Linked DNA regions of Homo sapiens: region 2 is linked to region 1. A link is an interaction called in ENCODE POLR2A ChIA-PET data of the cell type or tissue named here. Cell type or tissue: PC-9. All regions are shown on one strand.

Evidence for each region. ChIA-PET counts read pairs that join two places held together with the same protein. Peaks named below come from ENCODE experiments on the same cell type or tissue, not always from the same donor. Only the 100,000 strongest peaks of a DNase experiment are listed, where the experiment ranks them.
Region 2: POLR2A ChIA-PET joins it to region 1 with 12 read pairs; 4 of 35 experiments call an interaction of 5 or more read pairs at or near these places.

What each region holds. Positions count from the first base shown.
Region 1 is chr9:100,320,064-100,328,063 of GRCh38, reverse strand. TEX10 (testis expressed 10) reads left to right here. Exons shown (of 15, transcript NM_017746.4): 8 at 102-277; 9 at 1,585-1,762; 10 at 6,293-6,381; 11 at 7,666-7,799. Among named protein-coding and RNA genes, the nearest start is that of TEX10, 29 kb to the left of the region's middle. In PC-9, CTCF peaks have their summits at 3,322, 4,717 and 4,918 (motif pointing right); a DNase peak (open chromatin) is centred at 3,283.
Region 2 is chr9:100,108,653-100,116,652 of GRCh38, reverse strand. All of the region lies in intron 2 of INVS (inversin), which reads right to left. Among named protein-coding and RNA genes, the nearest start is that of INVS, 13 kb to the right of the region's middle. In PC-9, no CTCF peak of the experiment used is centred here; no DNase peak of the experiment used is centred here.

The DNA of each region.
Region 1 (8,000 bases):
ACTTTGTGATATATTTAAGTTAAAAAAAAATTTTTTTTTTGTTTAAATTTATTTCCCTTGTCTTTGAGTATTACATTTTATTCTTCTTTGGCCTTTCTAAGATATCGTAGTAAAGTGTTATCCCGTTGGCTGGCTGGCTTACCATTGCAACTTGCTCATCTTGGCTCCCGAAATCCTGAGCTCTCTACACAGCTTATCGATATCATTCATACCGCTGCAGCACGAGCAAATAAAGAATTACTAAAAAGTTTACAAGCTACTGCCCTCCGAATTTATGGTAAGAGTTCATTTGTTTAATGGTATGGGTAGTCATTGATCCACCCTGATATACAAAAGAAGTTTTTAAGGGGAGCTCTGTAATTTTGCCTTTCCCTTAGTCTGAATTAGTAATACCATGGTTAAATTGCCAGAACAAAACATCATACAGTAAATTCATTTTCAATATTTATTAGAATATAGAAGGTTAATGATTGTTGATGCTTATTGCATTCTTAAATTGTCTTTCAAACCACTTGCTATTCATAAATTCAAAACTAATCTGATACTTAAAAATTCCTTTGAAGCTCTGATGGCAAGACATATCTTTATTACTTATTTAATCATAGTGAATATCTCGTATGACTTTCATATATTCTTTGTTCATCTAGGACTGACTTAACTAATATTTTAAGCAAAATTATTAAAACATAACTGGGATGTATGTATGCATATAATTATTGAAATATAATTCACATACTATAAAATTCACCATTTTACAATGTACAGTTCAATGAATTTTAAAAAATATATTCCTAAGGTTGTGCAACTATCACCACTGTCTAATTCTAAAACATTTTTATCACCCCAGAAAGAAACTTGTACTGATTGGAAGTTCATCCTTATTCCTTTCTTCCCCCAGCCCCTGGAAATCACTCATCTACTTTCTGTCTATATGGATTTGCCTATCATGGATATTTTGGAATTACATAACATGGGGCCTTTTGTGTCTGGCTTGTTTCACTTAGCATAATATTTTCAAGATTTGTCCGTGTTGTAACAAGTATCAATACTTTATTCCTTTTTATTGTTGAGTAGTATTTTGTTGTATGGATATGTCACTGGTATTTATCCATTTGTCTGGTGATGAACATTTGAGTGGTTTCCACCTTTTGTGGGTTGTAGTTTTAAATATGTATTTTTCAATATTGGTCATATATCTGTAGGTATATATATATACACACAGCAAACAAAGTCTTTTGCTTTAAGTCAGGTTGATGTAATTGTCACTGTTTAGCAAAATTGCTTGTTTACTTTGCATTCAATCTCTTTTCCTTATTACCCCCCTGAAAGTTTTTATTTCTAACAAGACACTTGTATATTAAATCTTTAAATTATGTTTGGTGTTTTATTTTATGCAGTAGCTTAACAAGCCATACATATGTGTTTTATGATATTAATATAATTATGCTTTTATGTAATTGATATTCATAAAATTCAGCATAAAATGTTAGCCCATAATTCAATGGAAGTCATTGATCTGCTTTATTAATCTCTGGTTTGCATGTCTTTTATAGTTGTTTTTAATATGTCTATCCACCTCACTAGATCCACAAGAAGGTGCTGTGGTGGTTCTCCCTGCAGACTCTCAGCAGCGTTTGGTTCAGCTTGTATATTTCCTACCCAGTCTGCCGGCTGATTTGCTTTCTCGGTTAAGTCGTTGCTGTATTATGGGAAGACTCAGTTCAAGTTTGGCTGCCATGCTTATCGGGATACTGCACATGAGGTAGCATGCTCAAGTGAGCTGTATTTTAAGTGTATAATCTTTTTCCCCTTTTACTGGTAATTTGTGAATTACGGAAGCCTTTTGAAGTCGCATACACTACTTTCATTTACTCTTAATGCAACAATTAAAACTATATCACTAGGTAGAGTAAGTTCACAAGAGTAAGACTGTTTCAAGTTACTTGTTTAATGACTTTTATAGATAGCTTGGAATAAGGGTTGAAATAGAATTATCAAAAGTGTGTGTAGTAAGGGATTTATTGGTAGGTGATGGTGTCGTACTTCAAACCTTTGTTGTTATGGAATTGCAGTATAGACCTTTTCTTCAGAGAGCTCAGAATTTAATGTAGCTGGTGAATTAAACAAGCTTGTGGACTGAGACCAGGAATCACTTGTAATCTCTCACTTTTTTTTTCCTGGTGGTATAATAAACATAACATAAAATTTACCATTTTAACCTTTCTTGAAAAGTTTTGCCAGGCGTAGTGGCTCATGCCTGTAATCCCAGCATTTTGGGAGGCCGAGGTGGGCAGATCACGAGGTCAGAAGTTCAAGACCAGCCTGGCCAGCATGGTGAAACCCCATCTCTGCTATAAATACAAAAATTAGCTGGGCATGATGGTGCATGCCTATAGTCCCAGCTACTCAGGAGGCTGAGGCAGGAGAATTGCTTGAACCCGGGAGGTGGAGGTTGCAGTGAGTCAAGATGGCACCACTGCACTCCAATCTGGGCGACAGAGTGAGACTCTGTCTCAAAAAAAAGAAAGTTTTAATATTTCAAGAGACAAGTTCTCACTCTGTTGCCCAGATTAGAGTGCAAGTGGCATGATCATAGCTCACTGCAGCTTTGAACTCTTGGGCTCAGGAGATCCTCCCTCCTTGGACTCCAAAGTAGCTAGCACTACATGCCATTTTCCATAGCGGCTGTGCCATTTTACTCTGAAACTCTGAAAGGTTTTATGTTGCTCATGTTGGAAGTATCCTCATGTATATATCTTCAGTCATAGTATTTTAGTATTCAGCAGTATTACTGGTTGTGGGTAGGGTCTGATGTGGTTTTAGGCAGAAATAGAAATCTAGGCTGTAGTTGAAAACTTTTCTTGTATAGATCCCCTATCTCAGGTAGGTAAGAGTAGCTTACTTTTAATAGACTTTCTTCATACCAGTATAGGACAGATATTTGACTCTGGTCACTGGAAGTGTGCTTCATAACTGACAATAAACTTGCCTTTTACCAAAACAGAGAAAAACATATAAATAAAATATTGTTTGTATTTAAAAATTTTAGGTTTATTTCTTCCTTGTATATGCACATTAGAGGGGCCTGGACATATTTTTTAAGAATTTTAAATATTGATTAGTTTCCCATGTTTTTTCTTTTTAGATATTAAAAAACTGCACTTTGTTTTGTGTAAGCAAAATGCTAGGCCTTTTAAAAGTTAAATTTTTAAAAAAAATTTTCCGTAACTTAAGAGCTTGTTTTTTATTTGACTTCCAGTAGAGGGCACTCTGTTCCTTAGATATAACTTACATTCAGTTCCGTTAAATCACCCCTTGAATGTTTCTTGAAATTGATTCTCCTTGGAAGATGCATTTAATGTCTTCATCAACATCTGTTCACTTATGTTTAATAACTTTTGTCAAGGATTATTTTAAAATCTTGGGGTTTTTTTGCTTTTATCTTTTTGTGGCGATGAGTGGCGAGAATTGGGAAAATATATTAATTTTACAAATACTGATAATACAGACTCATATTTAAATGATTGTCATTGTAGTTAAAAGTCTACCAAATTAAATTTTGCTTTTTAGTATTTGTACAGAGTCCATTAGTAGACTTCTCTCTATGTAGGTATATTATTCCCATCTAAAGTAGTCCCTTTTTAAAAAGAATACAAAATTAGGACTTTTCAGCCTTCTTGAGCCCATAGCACCATCATTTTATCACTTTTCATAGGGTCATAATAAGACTAGCCAGGCGCAGTGGCTCATACCTGTAAATCCCAGCACTATGAGAGGCTGAGGCAGGCAGATCACTTGAGGTCAGGAGTTTGAGACCAGCCTGGCCAACGTGGTGAAACCCCATCTCTATTAAAAATACAAAAATTAGCTGGGCATGGCGGCTCATGCATGTAACCCCAGCTACTCAGGAGGCTGAGGCAGGAGAATTGCTTGAACCCAGGAGGCGGAGGTTGTAGTGAGCTGAGATCATGCCGCTGCACTCTACCCTGGGTGACAGAAGGAGACTCCATCTTTAAAAAAAAAGACTGACGGTTAGTTCATTCAGACATATGTTGGGTTACTTCATATCTTTAGTTTTTTATTCAAAATAGCTCCTCTTCTTGACCATGACTATAAAATAGTCAACTTTTAAATTATTTCCCACTTATACTCTTACAATGTTGCTTCTCAGTCCTATGCATCCTGTATACTGTTGCCAGATTGATTTTTCTGCAATACTCCTTTACTCATTTCTGATTTTTATCTTGTCACACTAATTGGTCTGTGAGATCAAGTTTAGCTCAATTTTTGTAGTTCTGATACCTTGCTGTCTCTATTAAAGCATTTGTCTAATGGCAGGACATGTACCACCTAAGCAAGGATTCCATGTGTTAAAAACCCATCAGCTAGAAATCATTCATGTTTATTTTCTCTCAGCTTTTAAAAAATGTGTTTAGAATTGCTCTCTCTACCTTTTTACCAACCAGTTATAGTTTTTTTACAATCTGATGTTTTCCTCATACCATTCTACTTGTGGTGTTTCATAATAATATCCAGTGGCCTTTTCTCAGTTCTTACCCCTCTACCCCAGTTTATTTATAGCCAGATTGGGGAAACAGAAAGCATAAATACGGAAAGATGCTCCGTGGTGTTAGGTAAAATCTCTGAGGAAGGAGAAATTGGCTTGCACCAAGAAGTTTGGCTTGGGTTTTAAATAGGGTGAACATATGACCTGGTCTGCCAGGAACAGTTCCATTTTACTCCTTTTGGCCCAGCATAATCAGCGCCAGCCACCCCCTTTTACTCACAGAAGTGTTCAGGCTTGGAAAGTATATATGGTTTTCATAGTTTTAAAGACAGTATGATATATTGCTTGTCATTTATCACTTTTCACAGGGTCAGAATTTTAAATAGGCTGTTAAATAAATTTGCTGCCCCTTTTGGCCACTGGATGGCACAATTGCTTCCTGTTTTCATTGAGGTCAAGAAGATAATAGTTTGTTTTTCAACCACTATTTTGTACTTCTTTGTGTTGAGCATCTGTGCTTTTTATAACCCCCTTAGCATGTGCTATTGTCCCCATAGACCTTTGCTTATCACCTGGGAATGACACTCAAGAAGAGTGTTTTCATTATTTTATGCCTGTCCCCTCCTTAAGAATATTAATAAGGCTGGGTGCAGTGGCTCACAACTGTAATCCCAGAACTCTGGGAGACCGAGGCAGGTGGATCACCTGAGGTCAAGGGTTTGAGACCAGCCTGGTCAACATGGTGAAACCCCATCTCTACTAAAAATACAAAAATTAGCTGGGTGTGTTGGTGCACGTCTATAATCCCAGCTACTCAGGAGGCTGAAGCAGGAGAGTCGTTTGAACCCAGGAGGTGGAGGTTGCAGTGAGCTGAGATCATGCCATTGCACTCCAGCCTGGGCAACAAGAGAAACTCCATCCCCCCAAAAAATATATATATAAATAAATATAAATGCAATTATTATAACAGTAAAAAAATTACTAAGTACTTATAGGTGAATTAGAAGTTCCTAATTTTGTTTGATATTTATTCAGTTGTCTGTGATAAAAATTTTTAGTATAAGTTTGTCTGATTATTCTCAGCCTTTTTGCAATACCCATGACTGACATCTGTTTTCTTCCTAGCCTTACCTTGAAGGGAATTTTTAAAGGAGACACTAGAAACTGATCTCATAGGAGGAACCAAATAATCCTCATTTAATGGGAAGCTGCTTTACATTTAGCTATTCCTTTTGAGTCCTCTGCCAATACCTTAGCTGCACTATTGTGAAATAGACCTAGTTACAACTTTACTAAGAATAAGAACACATAGTTGCCTTATAGTGGCTTTAAAGATAAGTTTTCTTTGCCTAATTAAGATACTTTTGCTTAGTTATGTAGGAAGCTGAAGCTTGTTTAAACATAACTCATTTGCTGAGGGTAAGACTATAAAAATCAAATAGTAAATACATAGCAGCTGAACCTACTACTGAAAAGCAAAACTTCATCTTGGCTCCTTAGAGTCTGATTTTCAGATGGGATGGAAATTTTCTGTTGTACTATATATGTTGATCAAGTATGCTTTTTAATGAAAGTTTGTATTAATATGTTTGAATTTCAAACTTTCATACTAGGGTACTTGAGCCCTTGGATATGAAATTAATACAAGGCATACTATGGGTTTTATTTTAAGCTACTAAATCAAACTTGTTTTCAGTAAAGAACAATGGTTATATACTGTGCTACCTTTGACAAGTCTGTCAAGTTGGTCACTTCTGGTAATAGTTCTCCCTTTGTTTTTTATAGATCATCATTTTCTGGGTGGAAGTATTCAGCTAAAGACTGGTTGATGAGTGATGTAGACTATTTCAGCTTCTTATTTTCCACACTTACAGGTAACCACATTCACTTGCCAGATTAAAAAAGAAAAAACCTAATATGAATCACAATTCTCCTTCTAAGATTTGCCATTTTATCAGTTTGGTTCAGTTTTGAAGATGATAAATATTCTATCTTGGAGTGATTTTTGTGATTAGTAACTGGAAATCGAAAGAATATTTCTAACCTACATACACTGTTAGGCTTCTGAGGCAGGAGGATGGATGATTTGTCTTTAAATCTCTTATAGTATGAGTATCAAAACCCTGAGCATTATTTGAATGTCATGTTATTGTATTTTTAAGTTTGATGTACTACTACTATTATTTTAAATGTATTATTTGAATATTTTCATTGTATACTTGGATAATGATAGGATTCTTTGAAATTTTCTGAAGACTTGAAATTAGGAGAGTTAATATAGTGTCAGGATCCAAAAAGAACTTGACAGATCCAATACTATGCTGAATCTAGCAAGATAAATACTTCAGAAGATAAATGTAAGCTCCTATATGTTTACTGTATATTTATGAATGTATACATTTGAGGTGGGAGAGGCTGTGTGTTTTAATAGTAGTTGTCAGAAAGTTTTTAGTGATTTTAGAAAGCTCATTGGGAGTCAGTACTATGACATGGCTATCAAACTAGATGATGCCTCTTTAGGTAGTGCTTACAGAAGTATAGTGATTTGAACATCAAGGTAGATAGGGTTGGGCCACATCAGTGGTATTCTGATCATTTTGAGAACTACCTTTCAGGAGTGACTTTGGCAGCTTGTTTGTGTAGGTTAGGCCAAGTGTAAATAGAGGTGGTAAGGGGAACTAGAAATTGTTGAATGAACTATACATGTATTGTCAAAGTAAAAACACCTAGGGGGATGGAGTAGTTTTGAAACATTTGAAGGTCTATTATCTAAGAACCTAAAGCATTTGATATATATGTAGGAGTATATTACTGCTTTTACTTGCTCATTTGCTTTTTTAAACCTACCATTAATTGGAAAGATTATGCCTTTCACTCTAAGTAAAATTGTCAAAACCCTAGTAGAAGTGGTAAAACCTGTTTCTTGCTATATTATAGATTGGGTCTGATCACATCTTTTATATAATTATATGAATTTAACTGTCTTCATTGCTAGCATTTTATTTTTTAAAATATAGCATGAAATGCAGAAGCTCAGAGAAAACAAGGTAGCTTAAAGAATGTTCACTTGAAGGCATATGTCATCTCTGTTTTTTAAGAAAGTCATTGTTTTTTGTTTTTTGTTTTTTTAAATTGGCTTTCTTTGTTACCTGAATTAGGGTTTTCGAAAGAGGAGTTGACTTGGCTTCAGAGCCTTCGAGGAGTTCCTCATGTCATCCAGACACAGCTTTCCCCTGTGCTTCTCTACCTTACAGATTTGGATCAATTTTTACACCACTGGGATGTAACAGAGGTAATAGTTCATTTAAAAAGAAACTAATAATTATTAAAATTCAGTTCATCAACCAGTAATAGTTACTATATATGAGTTGCCTTGTGTGAGATCTTTTCAAAGATACTTGTTTAAAGTGCTTATAATCTTGGATGGGAGAAGTACGTTTGAAAAGGGAAACATTCTTTATAAATTGTGCCACTAGAACAGAACAAATCAGCA
Region 2 (8,000 bases), 210 kb after region 1:
AATCTTCCTGATTTTGTGTTAGGCAGAGATTTCTTAGATATGATACAAAAGAATAATCCATAAAAATTAATAAATTAGATTTCATCCAAATAAAGAAATTGTGTTTGAAAACACAATTAAGAAAAATTTTTAAAAAGCCACAAATTGGGAGGAAATATTTGCAAAACACATATTTGATAAGGCCTTTTATTCCAGAATAAATAAAAACTTTTACAATAGAATAATAAGATGGATAATGAAACTTAGGCTGGGTGCAGTGCTCACACCTGTAATCCCAGCACTTTGGGAGGCAGAGGCAGGTAGATTGCTTGAGTCTAGGAGTTTGAGACCAGCCTAGGCAACATGGCAAAACCCCATCTCTACTAAAAATATAAAAATTAGCCAGGTGCAGTGGCTGGACTCATGTCTGTAATCCCAGCTACTTAGGAGGCTGAGGCATGAGAATCACTTAAACCCGGGAGGCGGAGGTTGCAGGGAGCCGAGATTGCACCACTGCACTCCAGCTTAGGTGACAGAGTATGACCCTGTCTCAAAAAAAAAAAAAAGAAAAAAAAGAAAGAAAAGAAATTAAAAGCCAACAGACACATGAAAAAATGCTCATCACCACTGGCCATCAGAGAAATGCAAATCAAAACCACAATGAGATATCATCTCACACCAGTTAGAATGGCGATCATTAAAAAGTCAGGAAACAACAGGTGCTGGAGAGGATGTGGAGAAATAGGAACACTTTTACACTGTTGGTGGGACTGTAAACTAGTTCAACCATTGTGGAAGACAGTGTGGCGATTCCTGAGGGATCTAGAACTAGAAATACCATTTGACCCAGCCATCCCATTACTGGGTGTATACCCAAAGGATTATAAATCATGCTGCTATAAAGACACATGCACAATGTATGTTTACTGTGGCACTACTCACAATAGCAAAGACTTGGAACCAACCCAAATGTCCAATAATGACAGACTGGATTAAGAAAATGTGGCACATATACACCATGGAATACTATGCAGCCATAAAAAATGATGAGTTCATGTCCTTTGTAGGGACATGGATGAAGCTGGAAACCATCATTCTCAGCAAAGACAAAAAACCAAATACTGCATGTTCTCACTCATAGGTGGGAACTGAACAATGAGAACACTTGGACACAGGAAGGGGAACATCACACACTGGGGCCTGTTGTGGGGTCGGGGGACGGGGGAGGCATAGCATTAGGAGATATACCTAATGTAAATGACGAGTTAATGGGTGCAGCACACCAAGATGGCACATGTATACATATGTAACAAACCTGCACGTTGTGCACATGTACCCTAGAACTTAAAGTATAATAAAAATATATATATATAAAATAAAAATAAAATAAAAAAAGAGAAATTAAACGGTGGCCAAAAGGTTTTAATAGACATTTCACTAAATAAGCATATGAAAAGACTCTCAACATCATTAACACACAGGGAAATGTAAACTTAACCTATAATGCGATACCACTGCACATCTATTAGAATGGCTAAAATGAAAACAATCAAAAGCAAACTTCACAATACCAAATGCTGTTAAGGATGTAGAACCTAGTTGTAGAACTATTAATAGAATTCTCAGCCATTGTTGGTAGAAATGCAAAATGGTATAGCTACTATTAAAACTGTAGCCTAATAATTATGGCCTAATAATTTTTCACTTAAGTGTTTACTCAGGAGAAATAAAAGCATGAAAGTTTAAGTTAATATAAAAACTTGTATGTGAATATTTACGGCAGCATTATTCATAATTGCTAAACACTGGAAACATCCCAATTGTCCTTAAACTGCAAAATGAGAAAATAATCTGCAGTACATCCATAAAATGGAATATAGCTCACTAATAAAAAGGAATGAACTACTGATCCACTCAACAACATGGAAAATTCTCAAATGCCTTATGTCAAGTGAAAGAAATCCACTTCACCAGGCACAGTGGCTCACGCCCATAATCCCAGCACTTTGGGAGGCTGATGGGGGGAAGATCCCTTGAAGCCTGGAGTTTGAGACCAGCCTGGGCAACATGGCAAAACCCCATCTCTACAAAACACACACACACACTTAGCTGGGCATGGTGGAACATGCCTGTAGTCCCAGCTACTCAGGAGGCTGAGGTGGGAGGATCGCTTGAGCCTAGGAGGTTGAGGCTGCAGTGAGTCATGATTGTACCACTGCTCTTCAGCCTGGGAGACAAAGTGAGACTCTGTCTCAAAAAAAAAAAAAAAAAAAAAAAAAAAAGAAAGAAATCTGCCTCAAAGGGCATATATATCATGTGACACATTGGCATAGGATTGTGGAAAAGTTAAAACTATAGAGACAGAAAACAGACCAGTGGTTACCAGGGACTGGAATATGTGGAATGTGGGGAGAAACTGGCTATAAAAGGACACAGTTCTAACATTTTGGGGCATGATAGAATTGTTCTTTATCTTGATGGTCATGGTGATCACATGATTATATATTTCTCAAAATTAAATAACTGTATACGAACAAGGGTGAAATTTACTGTATTATATACCTCAATAAATTTTAGTTAAAAACAATAACTACAAAAGATGCCATGGCTCCAGCTATGTATTGTAAGTGAAAAAAATGTTGCCACTTTTGTTACAGATAATCATCAAGTATTCATCTCTTACTAGCTGAGGGTAATTACATCTGGGTTGAACAAGAGGGAAGCCAGTTACTTCCAAGGTATCTTGGCCTGAACTGTGCTAATGGAGGAAGTGAATAGACAAAATGAAAGTGTTTTCTTTGGAAAATAGAATGCTAGAAATGTCAATGGGTACAGTTAGATATAAGGAATAAGTTTTGGTGTTCTATTGCACAGTAGGGTGACTATAGTTAACAATACTGTATTGCATATTTCAAAATAGCTAGAATTTTGAATGCTCTCACCACAGAGAAATGATAAATGTTTGAGTTAATGCATATGCTAAATATCATCATTTGATCATTACACAATCTATACATGTATTATAACATCACACTCCACCCCCATAAACACATACAATTAGTATGTATCAATTAAAACTAAAACAAACAAACAAACAAACAAACAAACAAACAAAAAAGACACCAGATAAATGCCTGGGTTGTTTTGGGCATGAAACTAAGCTACTGTTTTAGTTTGCAATACTTCGACATATATTTTAATCTTGGATACGCTGGAACCCAGAAAGACTTCCTAGCTTTTCAGCAATTTACTTCGCTGGTAAAAAGCAAGAAAGGTCATTGCTCTGGAAATTTGAAAGAGCCTTACAGATGTATTCAGGTTGTGTGTAACTCCTAGAGGAGGCAGATATTCTTTTTCAGAACTTTTTTGAAGATGGAGGCAAATTTTGCATTGGATTCAACACATATAATAACAGAAGCCCTTATGCACAAGACTCTGTGTAGTACAACAGTATATTCTTTGTACTAGAGCCTTCAATATCTAATCTAGAAGATTCCAAAGATTCTATCACTGTATTTATAGATAAAGATTTATTTAAACTGAAACTCATTAACAGAACTAAAATGTAGTATAAGAGCATGTTCCTTTTATCAGTTTGAGTCCTTCTGGAGTCAGTGATACTTATAGAGAATATGCCATAATGAGACTAGTCTCTAGTTGTCTTTCATGATTAAAGGGCAGTCTCTACTGGCATCTTGTTAGGTTAAGCAAAGATAGTAGTAGCTAGTATTAGCAAGATAACAGTAATTCATTTACACTTTCTGCCTAGAGAGACATTCCTCCTTAGAAGCTTTAGTAAAGGAGAGGATTAGGAACTATGGTCACAAGAGTAAGTGCTGAGAAACAGAGGCCATCTCACATTCTGGGATAATCCTAACTCGAGCTTATCCAACCTGTGGCCTGTGGGCCACATGTAGCCCAGGAAGGCTTTTAATGCTGCCCAACACAAATTTATAATTTTTCTTAAAACATTATGAGATTTTTTTTTTTGCGATTTTTTTTTTTTTTAGCTCATCAGCTATTGTTAGTGTTAGTGTATTTTATGTGTAGCCCAAGACAATTCTTCTTCCAATACCCAGGAAAGCCAAAAGCTTGAACACCCCTGTCCTAATTGATTAGGCTCCTCAGGGTCAAAGCAGAGTCAGCATCATGGGGTTAATAGGCAACTCACCTTCAAGGACACAGAACTTTAGGTCAATCCTGTCATCTTCCTAAGTCTTATATAAGATACAGGGAAACTTCAAGCCTTCTCTTTGTTCCCTGACATACATTGTTTCTTTGTAACCGATATATGTATTTCCCAGAAGAGAAGATGTTATTGGGTTATGTCACCACAATCCAATATTTTGTGCCTATAAGGCAAAATTTGTCTATTTGAGGAAATTGAAAGTATATATCCCCCGGCTGGGCGTGGTGGCTCATGCCTGTAATCCCAGCACTTTGGGAGGCTGAGGCGGGTGGATCACCTGAGGTCAGGAGTTCGAGACCAGTCTGGCCAACATAGCAAAACCCTGTCTCTACTAAAAATACAAAAATTAGCTGAGCATGGTGGCATGTACCTGTGGTCCCAGGTACTCGGGAGGCTGAAGCAGGAGAATCACTTGAACCCGGAAGGCAGAGATTGCACCACTGCACTCCAGCCTGGGTGACAGAGTGAGACTCTGTCTCAAAAAAAGAAAGAAAGAAAGAAAGAAAGTATATATCCCCTAAATGATTAGAAAAAGCAGCATTCAACCTCACTTAGGTCCTGTCTTGAGTAGCTCTAGGGGGACAGTGGCTTCATGGCTAGTTTCTGAATAATGAGGGTACCATTAGGTTCTGGGCTTCCTGGCCAGTAACTGAGCGAGGTCTGTGCCTTTATCTATCCACCCTACTCTCTTCCTTAGTTTCCTCACTTATAACATTCAGCTAATACTTGTCCAATCTACACCGCAACTTGTTTGATGATCCAATAAAACAATGTATTGTTTGGAAATATTTGGTAATTGTAACATGTTGTACAAACGTAGAGCTTATGATGTAAACTAATATTCACTGGATGGCAGTGCATTTAAATTTGCATTCCTGTCAGGAACAGTTAATATAGAAAGCAGCTGGCTACTGTGCTGTGTTGTGCTAATTATTCTGGCAACTGTGGAGATGGCCTCTAATCCATGACCAATTGGTGCTTGCTCAACGTGGCTGGCATTCTGCCTGTGCTCTGTCTCAACACAGTCCAGAAAGCTGAGCTGGAAGCATGACTGGAAAGCCACTGCTCTACCGCATTCAGTTATTTTAAGGCTTGTGGAAGCATAAGAGTACATATGGTTAATGGGCTGGTATGTGCAGAAACCAGAGCGCCAACTCTAGCAGTTAGAGGAAATGACTGTCACTTGCAGTTATAGTTGTGCTAGTCCGCACAATAGCTACAGCAACACAATGCCCAATACAAGTAACAAGAGTAGTCTCTATTTGTATCTTATTTGCTTGTTCTAAAATGTTATATTTGCATGGCATCCAAGATGTATTTATTTCATCTGATTTCACCCACTTCTTACTTTACATATTTTATACTGTTACAATCTTGGGAAGGCATTTTGCTGTCATTAAAAAATCTCTGCTTATTGTTATAGAGTGACAACATGGGAACAATGGAAAGAACATAGGATTCATCATCAGATAATTTGGTTTGAGGCTCAACTTTGCCAGTTATTAACTGTGCAACTAAATTTCTCAACTTCTGAGTCTCAGTGTCCTAACATGCAAAATGAGAATAATAATAACATGAGACATACTGTATTTTGAGAGGACTTGAGATTTTATAAAATATTTCTATAACTTATAATTTGTGCAGGTATGTTAAAATATCATTTTCACTCACTGCTATTTCAAAATTATCATAGCTGTAAGACTTGCCCCAACACCTTGCTATTTAATACATTCATAAAAAATTATGGCAGAATATTGTTATGTCTCAACTTAAAAATATTTGATATTTCAATATAACTGGTTTCCTTTGTAATCCTCTATATTGCATTTCAGCTCTTAAAAATATACATATATTTTTGTTCTGAGGAGTCCAGAAGCTTACCAGATTGCCAGAAGGGCCCATAGCACAAAAATGTTAAGAAAAATCCCATCTAGATAATCATTCATTTCATCATGCAAGGTTCACACCTAATCGGTTCTTTCTTTCTTATCTTTCTCATTCCTATTTATTTATACATATGAAAGTGCACGTGTGTACAAAAATATCTACCCATACATTGAGGTCCCATACTTTAGCAGTTAAAAGAATGGACTCTGGAATCAGACTTCTTGGCTTTAATCTCAGTTCTGATACTTCTTAGACAAGTTACTTAACCTCTCTGCATCTCAATTTCCTTATTTAAAAATGAGGGTAATACTAATACCCCAAACTCTTCATATTATTTCACTGTTAAGTTAATGAGTTGCCAAACAATACAGTGGCTGGCACATAAAACATAACTTTATAAATGTTAGCTAATTTTATTACTATTGTTAGGATGGATGCATAAACATTTAAGTATATTTATAAACACATTTGCATGTAGGCAAGCATTTTAAAAACATTTAATGACTCTAGCTTTTAAGGTAGGGATTGAGGTAAGGGAAGAAGTAACCTGAAATAGTACCTCTACTCTGTCATTTATGAGGCTCACTTCCGTATCTAAATACTGTGTCAGAAGATGTTAAAAACAAGTAGAGGCCGGGCGCAGTGGCTCAGGCTTGTAATCCCAGCACTTCGGGAGGCCGAGGCGGGCGGATCACTTGAGGTCGGGAGTTCGAGACCAGCCTGACCAACATGGAGAAACCCCGTCTCTACTAAAAATACAACAAATTAGCCGGGCATGGTGGCACATGCCTGTAATCCCAGTTACTTGGGAGGCTGAGGCAGGAGAATCACTTGAACCAGGGAGGCAGAGGTTGTGGTGAGCCGAGATCACGCCATTGCACTCCAGCCTGGGCAACAAGAGTGAAACTCCATCTCAAAAATAAATAAATAAATAAACAAGTAGAGGAAATGATTTAGAGAGATTATGCTGCTCAGAACATGGACAGTGAAACAAAAGTTGTAGTAGAATCAGAATGGTGCTTCCTGGTCACGATACCACTGCAAGCGACCTCAAATATTATTGGCAGTAATGACAACATTGATCATTACACACCATGCATATTTACAAATTATTTTGTTTAGTTTTCACAAAAAACCCACAATATTAATCTTTGTTGCATTTAGTGCTCTTTCATATTGAGACATCTGAAGCTATGAAAAACTTGATTATTTTAGTCTAAGCTGACATAACAATAACAGTAATAGGATATTAACTTATTGTCTACTATGTGTCAAGTACCATGCTAGATATTTTACTGTCATTATTTCATTTAACTCTCACACAAGTGAAATATTATAATCTATAGTTTACGGATGAGGAAACTGAGGCTTAAAAATTAAATGGCTTAGCCAAGATATTACTACTAATAAATAACAGTTAGAACTTAAAACTCAGGTTTATCTGACTCTAAAATCTATACTTTTTTCTACCAATACTACACTGTATAGTATTAAAATGAATCTACTAAATTCTGTTCTCAATTACATTTCTAGTATTCATTCAAATTATTTGAGTTTGGTGTTAAGAGAAAAAGCTAAATATCTATAAATGAGAACCATAGCATATTCAGATTTTACTATGTATGTTTATATTTTAAGGCTCAGAAGTAAGCCCTAATACATCTGAATCTAGAAGCAGTAAGTTATGGTAAAACATTAATCCACTGTATTAGGTTAAACACTAAGAATTGCTACTGAAATGATGTTTCATTCAGAGAAGGCCTCTCCAGTCCTCCTCCAGGACAATGGGCAGCACAGAAAGTGTTCGATTTAATTCGTTGTGTATGTAGAAAGAGACACTCATCTGTTTCCATGGAGTCAAACACATCACTGACATACTTCTCCATGGAAACAGAGAGGGGAAAACAGAAAATGCTAAAGTGAATGAATTCACTGAGCAGTTGGT